2 separate regions of the Homo sapiens genome follow, and region 2 is linked to region 1. The links are chromatin loops, found by intact Hi-C in ENCODE. Cell type or tissue: dorsolateral prefrontal cortex. All regions are shown on one strand.

Region 1 (8,000 bases):
GTTTTGCTTCATGTATTTTGAAGCACTGTTATTAGCAGCATAAATGTTTAGAACCATTATGTCCTGATCAACTGATACCTTTATCATTATCAAATTATCTTCTTTATCCCTGGTAATATTCTTTACCGGTATAATTTGTCTGGTATAAAATAATTAATTCTATTGTTCTTTGATTGTTAGCTTGGTATATTCATTTCCATTATTTACTTTTAATTTGTTTCTTTCTTTATTTTTAAAATGTATTTCTTGAAGAAGGACATAATTGGATCCTACTTTTACATCCAATTTGAAAACCTATGTCTTTTAATCAGGGAATGTTGAAAACCATTTAATTTGATTAATGATATGATTAGGTTAAATCAACCATATTGCTATTTGTTTTCCATTTTCACACTTTATTCTTTTTTTTTCCTTCTTTCTGCCTTATTTTAAATTAATTAATTTAAAAATTTTGTTTTACATTCTTGACTGGCTAATTAGCTTTAACTCTTCGTTTTGTGTTTTACTGTTTGCTTTAGTGTTTATAACATGCATGTTTAATATGTCACTGTCTAGCTTAAAGTAATGTCTCACTTCACATATAATGTAAAATCTTATTAGTGTATACTCTTTATTTCCTTTTCCCAGTCTTTGTGCTGTTGTTATCATCCATTTTGCTTCTACACACCTATATGATAAATTCAGTTATTTTTATTTTTAAAAATCAATTATCTTTCAAAGAAACTTATAAATAGGAAAATTATATTTTATTTTCACATGCATACTTACTTTATCTGTTGATCTTCATTCCTTGAATAGATTGAGATTTTTATCTTCCTGAAGAACTTCCTTTAACATTTCTTTGCAGTGCTGGTGGTGAATTTTGTTAGCCTTTGTATTGCCTTTTTTTTTTCATTTTCCTTGAAAGATATTTTTGTAGAATATGGAATTCTAGTTTGATAGGTCCTTTTTTTTTCTTCCTTTACTTAAAAAAGTACTGCCACAGTAATCCTGACTTGTATTCTTATCTTCATTTTCCTATACATAATGTATCTTTTTCCTGTGGCTGTTTTTAAGATTTTTTTTCTTATCACTGGTTTTAAGCAATGTGATTATGATGTCCCTTGCAGTTTTTTTCATGTTTCTTAAGGTTGGGGTTTGTAAGCTTCTTGAATCTGTGGTTTATAGTTCTCATCAATTTGAAAACAAAAAAAAAAAACTGAAGTCATTATTTTTCATGTATTTCTCTGCCCTCTTCCTCTGCTTTGGGGATTCTATGATTTGAATGTATTTTAGGTCATTTGATATTTCACAGCTCACTGATACTGTTCATTTTTTTCACTCATTTTTCTCTCTTGAGTTCATCCAGGATAGTTTAATTGATATATCTTCAAGTTCACTAATGTATTCTTCTTCCATTTCTAACCTCTTGGCAATGCCATGCAATGCCTTTTTCCTCTTTGACATTGTATTTTTCATCTTCAAAAGTCCAGTAATCTTCCATGCCTCTCCTTAACATGTTTGTGCTTATCTGTCATCTTGAGTATATATAGAGTATATCAAAACTGTTTTTCTTTTTTTAATAATTATATCATTTTTGGCATTTCATTATTTTTTCCTCTTAATTAAGAATCTTATTTTCCTACTTCATTGAATATCTGCTCATTTCTTTATTAGATGCTAGGTATTTTGAAATTTATTTTGTTAGGTCCTACATATTCCATCTCAGTGAAATATACTTAGAATTTATTCTGAGACACAATTACATCATTTGAAAACAGTTTGATCACTTCAATTCCTGCTTTTTGCTTTGTTAGGTGGATCCAGAGTAGCCACTAGTCCAGAAAATAGAAATTCCAGCACATTAGTCCAGAGCTAATTTTTCCTCTTTAAGAGAAATATTTCTTAGCACTCTTTTTGATGCCTTGTATATTAACAAGATTATTTTTTTCATTTGAATTAGTGAAAACACAAACTATTCCTGGCTCTGAGTGAGCTGTAGGGATTGTTCTGATTATTCCTTTCTGGTGATTTTTTTTCCCCTACCTTCAGATAATTCCCTTACGTGAATGTGCTGACCAGCATTCAGCTGAAGACTTTACAGGAGCCATCTGCAGACATTTGGATGTCTGTGCATTTCTCTTCTCTCCAGTAACCTGCCCTGCAAATTCTAACCACTTTGACTTCTCAGAATGTTCAACTCTGTCCCTTCAACTTAAGCAGATAGCCAGTTGAGCTGTGATATTTGAGTTGTGCTATGGCCTGGAAATTCTCCGAGCAGTATGCACAGCAATCTTAAAGCTCATTTCATTAGTTCTTCTCTCCTAGGTGTTACTGTCTGCACTGATTGTTCTCTGATACTTGAAACATCATTATTTTCATATATTTTTCTGACGGTTCAGTTGTTTAACATGAGAAGCCAAATCTGTGCTCTGTTATTCTATCATGGCTGGAAATAGAAATTCCAGTGCATTATTATTCAAGATAATTATCTTAAATACATATCTTAATATGTATTCATAATAATGATGTTTTAATTTTACAAATTAATTAAATATTACAATTTTTATCAGGCTTTCATAATTTTTGCCAAATTCAAATATTATTTATAATTAATCTTTTCATCTATACATTCTAAAAAATTTTAATAGACATGGCCTATGTCCTTGAAAATATTCTGAGTTTGGGTAATACAGAAGTGAAAAAACATATGCAGTCTCTGATCTTATGGAACTTATATAGTAGCTATAAGATATAGATAGTAATTATATATGCAAACACAGAAATATAATAATATAATGATATATACAACAAAGTAATAGAAGAGTGCATAAAGTCAGAAGTGGTATTGAGGTGGGTGCCATATTAGCCAGGATGATGAGTGAAAGCCTCTGTGATGAGGTGATATTTAAATAAGGTGATAGTTCACCTAAGAACTAAAAGGGTGTGGGGTGAGCTTTGTTAATAACTTAGGAAAGCATGTCCAGGAAAAAAGAACAGCACATCAAAAAGGGTGCTTTTGTAAAACAAACAAATATATATGTATATAATTATATACATAATTATATAAATTATATATTATATATAGAGAGAGAGTGAAATGGAGTTAACAATTTTCAGAATAAAATAAAATGGTACTGGAGAGGTAGGCAGATACTAAATTGCAGAGCCTTGTAGGTTGTGATTTATGCTTTCAGGAAAGCGATCTAACTAACATATGGAATGGATTCTAGTGGTAAAAATGGAAGCAAATGCAGATGCAGTAGTCCAGATGAGCAACAATGTTGGCTTAGCCTTGATGATAAATAGATTTAAAAAATACCTTGGAGGCATCAGCAATCAGATTTGTAGATAAAGTCTACATGTAGGGAAGAGAAGGGTGATTTGAGGTAAAGAGATGAATCAAGGAAGAGTTGAAGATTTCCGCGTCTTTGATTTGAAAGATTGGGTACATGGCATAACTTTTTACTGAAATGGGGAAAGTAAGAGAAGCAGGTGTAGAAGAAAAGTAATAAATGTTCTATTTTCAGTGTGTTAAATTTCCAAGTGGAAATGTCACGTAGGTTGTTGAATGTATGTTTGGACCTCAGGGAAATGCCAAGACTGAAAATTAAAAAAAAAACTATTCATTTGGCATTGTATAATTTCATTTGCTTTTACCTGGTGACATTGTTCTCTTTGAGAAATATTTGGCCTGCTTCACTCAGGACCCCAATTATTCACCTTTCAGAGGCCTAATGTTATCTTCGTTCTTCCAGGCTACAGTTAAACACAGGCGGGGCTGGAGTGCCCTCTGGTGGATAAACTGACAAGGTTTGGGACACTGGAGTATGGACAAGCTAAAATAGGAATTAGGGACTTCCCACACAGGTGATAGAAGAGACAACCATAAGAGCATAACTACATGAATTGTGTTAGCTGTTAAGAAGATAAATCGAGTAGCTGAGTACTAGTATAAAAGGGAGAATGTGTGTTGTGTAATCGAACTGCTATTCACTTCTAGCCTGATTTTATGTATAGAATGCAGTCCCAGTTTTGAGAAATAGGATTTTTTAAAGCAAAATCAGAAATCTATACCATTATTTAAAGTTTTTGATTTGTAACTATTAGCTGCTATTCAGATTGAAAATACTATATAGGGTAAAATTATGCAATAAAAGATGTGTGTAGATAAGACTGGTGGATTGTAGTTATGTCAGTATCGTGGTGGTCATTCTCTACAATTGCTTTGCAAGATGTGATTATTGGAGGAAACTAGATAAAGAGTCCATTGGATCTCTCTGTTGTATTTCCTACAACTGAATATGAATCTATAATTAGCCCAAAATGAAGAGTTTAATTTTTAAAACTAATTTTTCCATGGGTCAAATTCAGCCCAGGGACCATTAGTTTGCAACTTTTATCTCAAGGAGAGAAGACATATACAGTGGTGCAGTTTAAAAATGGGACCCCTAAAATTCTATAGAAAACAATGAAGTATTTGTTTGTCGGCATAACAACCAAATCTTAGGCACATCTATAACGAGTAAATGGAGCTCCTGCCCTTTGCCCTCAAACACTACAGGAAGAATGGTCAAGATGGCAAAATATGGGCAATTATTTGGGGAAGCCAGAGGGGTTGTAATACCAAATTCCAAGAAAGTAAATACTGCTCTCTGGTTCTTACCTGCCAATATTTGAAGTGATGCCTTATGTCAGAGGAAAGTTAGTAATCCAGAAGGCATGAATGTACCACCCTCTTTTTGGATGAGTTACTTATTTGACTAGTTAACAAAATGGAAGAGCATGGTTTAAATGGATTACCAGTTTATAGATGAGACAATTGAGAGGTAGACCTTTCAGAGCTTGAGAAAACATACAGACATACATTTATTTTATTGTAATTTACTCATAAAGAGGTGTTGCCTCTGTATTTACTTTAGAGAATACACACGGTCCCCGACTTACAATGGTTTGACTTAAGTTTTTTTTAACCTAACGATGGTACAAAAGCAATACACATTCAGGAGAAATTGTACTTCACATTTTGAACTTTGATATTTTCTTGGGCTAACCATATGTGGTACAATATTCTTTCCGGATCCTGGGCAGTGGCAGTGAGCCACAGCTCCCAGGCAGCCACATAATCACAAGGGTAAACACCAGTACTCCACAGTGTACTGTGTTGCCAGATGATTTGTCTTACTGTAGATAAGGTAAGTGTCCTGAGCATGTTGAATGTGGGCTGGGCTATGCTAGGATGTTTGGAGGGTTAGGTGTATTAAGTGCATTTTCAACTGACAGTATTTGAAACCTTCAATGGGCTTATTGAGTTTGTCAGGATGTAGCCCCTTTGTAAGTCAAGGGGCATCTGTACATGATACGGTTTTTTTTTTTTTTTAATGGGCCTAGTTTCTTATTATAGTATTGCAATCAACTTCAAAAGACATCAAATGTTTTACAGGAATTGCATTTCTTGATCCAAGAAATTTATCCTGTTGCTCATTACATAAGTTCTGTGCTACACATTGCTCAGACAGCTTATACTCTTTACCCCATTCCTAAGATCAGTAATTACGCCCACCTAGTTGATTAGTGAAGAAGGAAAGGAGAGGATGGAAGGAAGAACAATTTGCAGAGGAGTCAGCAAGAGGTCTTGGTAATGGAAGCTAATGAACTGGAAAACTTTATTTGAAATTGTCATCCTCAATAGCACACCTTCCAACCCAGCATCATCACCATAGATATTGGGGTTGGAGTTTGATAATTAGTCACAGTCTTTTTTCTACCCCATGATTTGACATAGGCCAATGGAAAAGTAGACATTTGTAACAGACATATGGAAACCAAATATCAGCATTACCACTTATAAGGCTAAATTAGAAATTAGACTACAGACCATATACTTTCTTCCAAGTCTAGCTATTGGAATTATCTGTTGGATGGCAAATGTGGGTCTACAGAGTTGAAGCAAGAAACTAGAAATGTTCATCCAGTTATGATCCAGTGGTAGAGAGAAGAAGATAATGGGGGAGGGGGAAGGTAGAAAGGGGAAGAGAGAGAAAGACACCTCCATTCCAGGACATAAAAGCAAGACAACCCAAAGTAAAACTGTAAATAGATAACATCTGTCTTAGAATAACCTCACTTAAAAAATATTTTAAATTATTCTATATACGTTAATCCAGAATTGTGCTTGGCTTTGAAATACAATCGTAAACAAGAAATAGTTCTTGTAGTATGGAAAAAATTCCATAGTCTAGAAGAAGAGCTATAAATAGACAAGGTCAAGATATACTTATCTGAAATGACTATATAAATTATGTCATTATGACATAATAACATGCATAATAATGTAGCATGAAAGTAAATATATTAAATGTTGAAATAAACATAATTATGTTCTTTAATAAATATGTACTTACATATACTGGTATATGTAGTTCAAAATAGGTCTCAAAAGTATTGAATTTAAAAAACAATAATATGATTTTTAGTTGGCCAGATGTGTTTTGTTGTACTTCTTTATTTTTTATTTATTTATTTATTTATTTATTTATTGAGATGAAGTCTTGCTCTATCGCCCAGACCACTCTCTAGGAGAGCCCTGACTGGGAAAGAAGTTAAATCTGCATGTGTCAGTCAAGTAAGAGGAGGCCATAAAACAAAAACACATGACATAACAGAAAGTATATTATTCTCAGATCCATGAGAGTAGAGAGATGCCTCTGGGAGCCAATGAGAGGTCACAGGGCAATGTGTTCAAACAGCAGGTGGGGAGCAAGAGAGACAGAGAGAGATAGACCTATAGCCTGAGGCTTTACTGGGATCCAGGACATTACCCCAGCAAGTTTCCCACATGGAGTTCTAATTGGTGGATGCAGAGCAAGCGGGTGTGAGTCACATGTGGTGACTGGGACAGGGAATGCTCCCTGTAGCATACCTGCATACTGAGTGGAGAGTGGAGTCAGTGAGGTGAGTCAAGGAGGTTATCTCTGCATATCCCATGGGGAGTTGGACACTAGGAGGTGGTTACTTAAGGCAGATATCTGGATGGACCACACTTAGAATCAGAAAGAGCTAGAGAAATGAAAACTGTGTCAAGAGTTACTAAGCCCTTCTTCTGGTATGCGAAGTTAAACCTAGGTTCAGAATAGATGCTGAGACACCATAAAACTATAAGAATTGACAACATCTGCATTCTATGGAGGAGGAGACTGGCTTCTTTCTTTGAAGTAGATTCTTCCTTTATTCTGATAGGGGAAATTTTGTTGATCTCTTTTACCCATTAAAGAGAGGTAAAAAAAAAAAATGGCAGTTTACAAGCTAAATCAAAATGTCAATATTCTGTTCACAACAGTGTGAAGACTGTTGTCTCTGAACATGTAATCCAGGTATTCACAGTTCCCAGCACTCCATATTGTCATACACTTGTTGCTTGACATATCATTTTGTTTATCTATCTCAGCAGACAATTGAGCTTTGCCTATGTTACTGTTAATGCCTCTCTCCAGTCTTGGGGAGGCCCTGAGAAAGTGACAGAATCCAAGTACAGGCCCTTCAGTCTTCGAGTATGTGCTCTATTTAGTAATAAAAATGAATATATAGTTAGAACAAATCTTCCCCTACTAGTTTAATTTTTTGTTCCTAAATCTAGATTTCTATCATTTTTCTTAGGTTATTGAGTATTCATAGGTCTAAACAGTTGTTTACATTCAAACCCTGTCTTTTCAATTGTGAGTTTGAGGAGGCTTCTATCAGAGAGAGACCCAGTCTACCCATTTTACTTTCATTTTTTTTTTGTTATTTATCTTCAGAAATTTCTCTTTTTAAAAGGAAAATCTCCTTCCCCACTGTCCGTATCCCTTTTTTTAAAGCCTATTTTTCCTTCAGTGGCAAAATCTAGTCCTAAAATGTTGTTTAAACTTAAGCATATGAATTGTTATCATCATTTTTTTTTTTGGCAACAAACATATAAGTTTAAACTCCCATCCTGAACCATAAGTCACTGGTAACTAAAGCTAATAAAGCCACAGTCTAAA
Region 2 (8,000 bases), 960 kb after region 1:
CTTGAATATAGTTGTCCTCCCTTACTTTCCATGGTTTCAGTAATCTACCATCAATGAAGCAGATTCAATGAATGGAATGGAAAATTCACAGGTTTTGAATAGCGTAGCATCCTGAATAGCATGATGAAATCTCATGCTGTCCTGCCCTGTCTGGCCTGGGACATGAATTATTCCTTTGTCAAGCACACCCATGCTGTACATGCTACCTGCCCACTAGACATCTAGTAGCTATCTTGTTATCAGACTGAAAAAAAAAACATACTAAATAAAGGACTCAGGACTATCTGCAGTTTCAGGCATCCACTGGGAGTCTTGGAACCTATCACCTGCAGATAAGAAGAAACTACTGTAATCCAAAGTAAAGCAAGAAAGAAAAAAAAGGGGACAAATAACAAGACACACAGAAAACAAAGTGTGAGGCTGGACACAGTAGCTCACGCCTGTAATCCCTGCACTCTGGGAGGCCGAGGCAGGAAGATCACTTGAGGCCAGGAGTTCAATACCAGCCTGGACAACATGGCAAAACCCTGTCTCTACTAAAAATACAAAATTTAGCTGGGCGTGGTGACTGTAATACCAGCACTTTGGGAGGCCAAGAGAGTTGGACTGCTTGAGCTCAGGAGTTCGAGACCAGTCTGATCAACATGGCGAAACCCTGTCTCTACCAAAAAATACAAAAATTAGCCAGGCATGGTGGCACGCACCTGTGGTCCCAGCTACTCCAGAGGCTGCAGTGGGAGGATCACTGGAGCCTGAGAAGTCGAGGTTGCAGTGAGCCATGATGGCACCACTGCACTCCAGCCTGGGTGACAGAGCAAGACCCTGTCTCAAAAAAAAAAAAGAATAAAAAAACAAGGGTACAATCATAATGCAATGGAGAAAGAACACGTCCCTACTTCACATAAGCACCTTGTACAAGAATAAATTCCAGAAAGATCATACACCTAAAATAGAAAAGGAAAACAAAGCTTTCAGTAGAAAACAGAGTATTTTCATGACCACAGGTTGAGCAAAAATTTCATAAATAGGCTGGGGGCACTGGCTCACGCCTGTAAATCCCAGCATTTTGGAAGGCCAAGGTGGGAGGGTCACTTGCAGTCAGGAGTTCAAGACTAGCCTGGGCAACATAGCAAGACCCCATCTCTACAAAAAAAATTTAAAAATTAGCCACTGGCGGCACACACATGTAGTCACAGCTACTCAGGAGGCTGAGGCAGAAGGGCTGCTTGAGCCCAGGAGTTAGAGGTTACACTGAGCTATGATTGCATCACTGCACTCTAGCCTGGGCAACAGAACAAAACCCTGTCTTCTTAAAAAAAAATATATATATATAATTATGAACCAAAAGAAATAATCATAGAAAGGTAATTAAATTAAACTTCATTAAAATTAAGGGCTTCTGTTCATCAAAAGACATCATGAAGAAAGTGAAAGGCAAGTCACAAAGTTGATTTTTTTTTTTTTTGCAGTCAGAGTCTCGCTCTGTTGCCCAGGCTGGAGTACAGTGGCATGATCTCAGCTCACTGCAACCTCTGCCTCCCAGGTTCGAGATTCTCCTGCCTCAGCCTGTTCAGTAGCTGGGAGTACAGGCTTACACTACCATGTCCAGCTAGTTTTTGTATTTTTAGTAGAGATGGAGTGTCATCATGTTGGCCAGGCTGGTCTCGAACTCCTGACCTCAGGCGACCTGCCCGCCTCGGCCTCCCAAGGTGCTGGGATTACAGGCATGAGCCACTGCACCTGGCCTAGGAGAAGATATTTGTAATACGTATATTTGACAAAGGACTCGTATCCAAAATAAAAGTCTCATAAATCAATAAGATAACCCAATTTTTTTAAATGTGCAAATAACAGACCCTTCACAATAGAGGATATCCCAATGACCAATAAGTACATTAAAAAGTACTCATCATTCATAAAGAAAATGCAAACTAAAATTACTAAGCTCACCAGAATGACTAAAATGAAAGATCAGACCAAGTGCTGATAAGAATGCAGAGCAAATACAAACACTCGTATGTTGCTGTGGAAGTGCAACCTCGTACAACCAGCCTAGAAAATTAATTAACAATATCTACTAAAGTTGAACACACATGTGACTATAAATAGTAATAAAATGCACATGTGTGTAAAAGTTTCTGGAGTGCTATAAGTGTTCTATCTAGTTCCAACTGGCAGTTACACAGGTGTCTTTGCATTATAAACATTCAAACTACACCCTTCATTTGTGTACTGTTTTAAAGTCTGTTATACATTACACTTCAAAGAAAGTATTTTAAAACCTTAATGACTTACTCAAAGTTAATAAACAAATGAGAAAACAAGATTAAGATAAACATTCAGGTCATTAAAAATGATCTCTCTAATCCTTTTATGACTATGCTATACTTTCCAACTTTAATAGTTCCCTTCTACTATCAAACCCCTGACATAATGTGTTCTCCTACAATATTTTGCTTTAAACTTGTAATTGAACTTTTCTTTTATGCCAAGGAGCCAGGTTTAGCAGTTTGCATAACTCTAACTACAATAAAAGTGTACAATGACTATCTATCAAAATAGATTATGCAAAAAAAATACAGATGATACTGACTTACGATGGGGTTACCACCTGAAAAACCCACAGTAAATACAAAATGTTGTAAGTCAAAAATTTATTTAATATATCTAACCTACTGAACATCATTATCTTAGCCTAACTTACCTCAAACATGCTCAGAACACTTACATTTGCCTACTGCTGGGCAAAAGCATCCAACACAAAGCCTATTTTATAATAAAGTAATAAATATCTCATGTTAATTTATTGAACACTGTACTGAAAATGAAAAATACTGTATTGAAAGTGAAAAATAGAATGGTTGTATGGGCACTTGAAGTACAGTTTCTACTGAATACATATATATTGTTTTCGCATCATAGTGAAGTAAAAAAAAAATCATCAAATCAAACAACCATAAGTCAGGGATTGTATACATATTAAAGAAACAAGCCATTAACCTGAAGAAAATTCACATCTTTAACAATTCTCTAATAATAATTAACATTCCACCTTTAATTTTATGCATGTTATCATTAGATGAATTCAAACTATATGTCAAGCAGAAATTGGACAGTATTTAATTAATTAGGACCCAGATACACTGCAATGTATATGGTAATGGTAACAAGCTTGTTAGTTAATTCTCATTCTGTGAAAATGGTTAAGAGTAGGATCTATATAAAATGAAACTGATAAGTACAGAAACAAGCATCTTTTTAAAAAGTCTTAAGTTTATAAGTTCAATTACTAAACTGCCACTCGTGCTCCAGCATCCTCTCCTTTCCAGCTTTTATTTCAATATATACTAAAAGAGACAGCTTGGGATTTAACTACCTAATATTGTATAAATTATCTCATAACTTTTTAAATTTAAGCTAAATTCTAGGTTCTAATTCATTATGTAAAAGTACAACATGAAATATTTAATAATTTACTTTCCCTTCAAAACAATCATTTATATATATATTTATATGTATGTTTATATATATATACATATATATATGTCTCTCTCTCTCTCTTTTGAGACATAGTCTCACTGTGTCGCCCAGGCTGGAGTGCAGTGGCACGTTCTTGGCTCACGGCAACCTCTACCTCCCAGGTTCAAGTGATTCTCCTGTGTCACCCTCCCCAGCAACTGGGATTACAGGCATCCGCCACCACACCTGGCTAATTTTTGTATTTTTAGAAGAGGTGGGGTTTCGCCATGTTGGGCAGGCTGGTCTCGAACTCCTGACCCCAGGTGATCCTCGACCTCCCAAAGTGCTGGGATTACAGGTGTGAGCCACCGTGCCCAGCCAAGACAAGCATTTATAATTGTATCCTTTATATAACCACTAAAACAAAATGAATTTTAGCAGACACGTAAAATTCAATTGGACAAAGCAGTAGAAAAGTGCTGCTGGGCCATTGCCTATAAACAAATAATGCACATTTTCTCATCACTACTTACCATATTTCTCTCCAAAATTATGAATTAATCCTATGTAAAAAATTACTCCGGCCGGGCACAGTGGCTCACACCTGCAATCCCAGCACTTTGGGAGGCCAAGGCGGGCGGATCACCAGGTCAGGAGATCGAGACCATCCTGGCTAACACAGTGAAACCCTGGCTCTACTAAAAACACAAAAAATCAGCGGGGCAAGATGGCAAGCACCTGTAGTCCCAGCTACTCGGGAGGCTGAGGCAGAATGGCCTGAACCCGTGAGGCAGAGCTTGCAGTAGGCCGAGATCATGCCATTGCACTCCAGCCTGGGCAACAGAGCGAGACTCCGTCTCAAAAAAAAAAAAAAAAGAAAAAGACATGTCTGCTTTAAACCGTAATATAGTATCCCAAGTGCAGCCTGAAAATATTCTTGTTGTTTCCAATATTATTCAAGGACATGTTTTATATGCATTTTGAAGTATTCAGACTGAGAAAAAAGGTCTTACGGCTTTTAAGAATTTAGAGAGCTATAGTGCCATCTACTGGAAAACACAGATTATGTTACTTCTTAAGCAAAATTCACTACCATATTTTCTATCAAACAAATCCCAGGGTCATGTCTACAATGATTTTGCATTGATTATATAACATGTAAAATTAACTACTAAATCTGTTAACCACGTACATAGCAGTTATAACTGAATACTAATGTGATTACAAATGTATACTACTCCATTCCCACCATAGAGAAAGAATGCATAAGACTCAGAAATTAACACCTAGCTGGTTCAGAGTTGACCTGGGATTTCCTTCTGAATGGCTTTTTTTTTCTTCCAAATCCTAACCTTATATTTCTCTTTCTTTTTTCTTGAGATGGGGTCTCTCCATGTCGCCCAGGATGATCTCAAACTCCTGTGCTCAAGCAATCCTCCTGCCTCAGCCTTTTAAGTGGGTACGACTAAAACAGAGGGCTTTTGTTCAACATGACTGACTCAGCATGATCCTTGCAAGCAGAGGGCCAACATCACACGCACACGCACACACGCACACACACACACACACACACACACACACACACACACACTCAAATGGAAAACCATGAAGAAAACAATAATATAGCTGTTGATTTGTCATTACCTAAATAGAACACTTATTCAGTAGTAAACACTTTTTTTGCATTTTTTTTAAATATCAAACACTTCACAAATCTCCACATCATCCTTGCACAGAGACCATGCTAATCGTCTCTGTATTGCTCCAATTTTAGTATATGTGCTGCAGAAGTAAGCGCTAACACATCCTTTTACATAAACAAGTATTCTTACACCTTCCTGAATTTGGGAAGGATTATACTCAAGGAATAGGGGAAGTGATGGAACTTACTGAGGTGCTACACGTCTCCAGTAGCGATCAATTCCATGTTTAAAATACAGTACAGCAAGCCACCTTACATTTATATCCAAAGTGTGGTTGGTGAAAATATTCTATAAATAAAAAACATAATATTAGAATTAGCATGGAATAAGTAAAAAGTATAATTAATGTACCCACAATAAAGTATGGACAGATCTTTGTTTTGTTTTGTTTTGTTTTGTTTTGTTTTTGAGACAGTTTCACTCTCGTCGCCCAGGCTGGAGTGCAATGACACGATTTCGGCTCACTGCAACCTCCGCCTCCCAGGTTCAAGAGATTCTCCTGCCTCAGCCTCCCAAGTAGCTGGGGTTACAGGTGCCTGCCACCAAGCCCAGCTAATTTTTTGTATTTTTTTTTTGTAGAGACAGGGTTTCACCATGCTGGCCAGGCTGGTCTCGACCTCTTGACCTCAGGTGATCCATTCGCCTTGGCCTCCCAAAGTGCTGGGATTACAGGCATGAGCCACCACACCCAGCCTGGACAGATCTTTTAATTAAATTTGTTTATATTCTATCACTACATATATCATATCGATATTTATGAAGTATATATAGTTCTACAATTCATATAAGAAGTACACCTGCTCAGTTGTATGTTAACTGTTCAAAGCTGAGTAACACACATGTAGAGTCATTGTACTATTCTGCTTTAAGGTGTGTTTGAAAATTCCCCTAGTAAAAAAATTAAATTCAGAAACAAGCAAACCTAATTATTTTTCAAATGAATACCATAAGCCCATACATATTCAATAAAATATATAACTTCCAAATTAGAAAAAGTAGGCCCACTACAGCATAGATTCAAAGATTCTAAGGAGTCAAGGCCCCGGGGTTAATACATGCTATGAAATAAAACTATTTCATAGTACCCTCCTTATCAAAACAATTATCCTTGTAAATAAGTTTGATAAAGCTGGGCGCGGTAGCTCACGCCTGTAATCCCAGCACTTTGGGAGGTCGAGGCAGGCGAATCACGAGGTCAGGAGATCGAGACTATCCTGGCCAACATGGTGAAACCCCATCTCTACTAAAAATACAAAAATTAGCTGGGCATGGTGGCGCATGCCTGTAATACCAGCTACTCGGGAGGCTGAGGCAGGAGAATAGCTTCAACCAGGAAGGTGGAGGTTGCAGTAAGCCGAGATCGCGCCACTGTGCTCCAACCTGGTGACAGAGTGAGACTCTGTCTCAAAAAAAAAAAAAGTTTGATAGCAGAACATTTTTAAGAGATATAAAGCGGCCGGGCATGGTGGTTCATGCCTGTAATCCCTGCACTCTGGGAGGCCGAGGCAGGTGGACCACCATGAGGTCAGGAGTTCGAGACCAGCCTGGCCAACATGATGAAACCCCATCTCTACTAAAAATACAAAAAATTAGCTGGGTGTGGTGGTGCACATCTATAATCCCAGCTGCTAGTAGGCTGAGGCAGGAGAATTGCTTGAACCCAGGAGGCGGAGGTTGCAGTGAGCAGAGATCGCACCACTGCACTCCAGCCTGGGCAACAAGAGCAAAACTCTGTCCCATAAAAAAAAAAAAAAAAAAAAAAAAAAAAAAAAAAGGCCAGGCACAGTGGCTCATGCCTGTAATCCCAGCACTTTGGGAGGCCGAGGGGGACAAATCACCTGAGGTCAAAGGTTCAAGACCAGCCTGACCAACATGGAGAAATCCCGTTTCTATAAAAATACAAAATTAGCCAGGCATGGTTGCGCATGCCTGTAATCCCAGCTACTTGGGAGGCTGAGGCAGGAGAATCACTTGAACCCGGGAGGGGAGAGGATGTTGTGAGCTGAGATCGCACCATTGCACTCCATCCTGGGCAACAAGAGTGAAACTCTGTCTCAAAAAACAAGAGAGATAAAGCTACATGTGATGTGAATAATCTCAACTCAACATTAACCATTACTCAAAAAAAGTATGCATTATGTTAATCCAAATAATAATAATGACTATAATTATACTATGTCTCAGACCAAAAACAACTCAAATTCCCAAAGGTGACCTCTTAAACCTTGTATAGGAAAACCCCAAAGCCAAAAATGATGTGGAAGTATGTCCTTTGCTATAGAAAAACATTTGTAAGTTTTTTTTTTTGAGATGGAGTCTCACTCCCGTTGCACTGACTGGAGTGCAGTGGCGCGATCTTGGCTCACTGCAACCTCCACCTCCCGGGTTCAAGCGATTCTCCTTCCTCAACCTCCCGAATAGCTGGGATTACAGGCATGCACCACCACTCCCGGCTAATTTTTGTGTTTTTAGCAAAGACGGGCTTTCACCATGTTGGCCAGGTGGGTCTTGAACGCCTGACCTCAGGTGATCCACCTGCCCTGGCCTCCCAAAGTGCTAGGATTACAGGGGTGAGCCACTGTGATCAGCCAAGTATTTTTTAAAAAGGAATGCAGGCTGGGCGCAGTGGCTCACGCCTGTAATCCCAGCACTTTGGGAGGCCGAGGTGGGCAGATTATTTGAGGTCAGGAGTTAGAGACCAGCCTGGCCAACATGGTGAAACCCTGTCTCTACTAAAAATACAAAAAATTAGCTAGGCATGGTGGGGGGGCGCCTGTAATCCCAGCTACTCAGGAGGCGGAGGCAGGAGAATCGCTTGAACCCAGGAGGCAGAAGTTG

The links. Peaks named below come from ENCODE experiments on the same cell type or tissue, not always from the same donor. Only the 100,000 strongest peaks of a DNase experiment are listed, where the experiment ranks them.
Region 2: it touches region 1 in a loop (6-fold over the local background); 2 of 110 quality-filtered maps call a loop at or near these places.

Annotation. Positions count from the first base shown.
Region 1 is chr5:63,397,410-63,405,409 of GRCh38, reverse strand. No RefSeq gene overlaps it. Among named protein-coding and RNA genes, the nearest start is that of HTR1A, 560 kb to the left of the region's middle. In dorsolateral prefrontal cortex, CTCF peaks have their summits at 3,570 and 3,775 (motif pointing left); a DNase peak (open chromatin) is centred at 3,749.
Region 2 is chr5:62,440,433-62,448,432 of GRCh38, reverse strand. IPO11 (importin 11) reads right to left here. Exons shown (of 30, transcript NM_016338.5): 3 at 5,350-5,450. It also overlaps the pseudogene RNU6-661P. Among named protein-coding and RNA genes, the nearest start is that of IPO11, 32 kb to the right of the region's middle. In dorsolateral prefrontal cortex, a CTCF peak has its summit at 4,503 (motif pointing left); a DNase peak (open chromatin) is centred at 4,959; H3K27ac peaks cover 959 bases.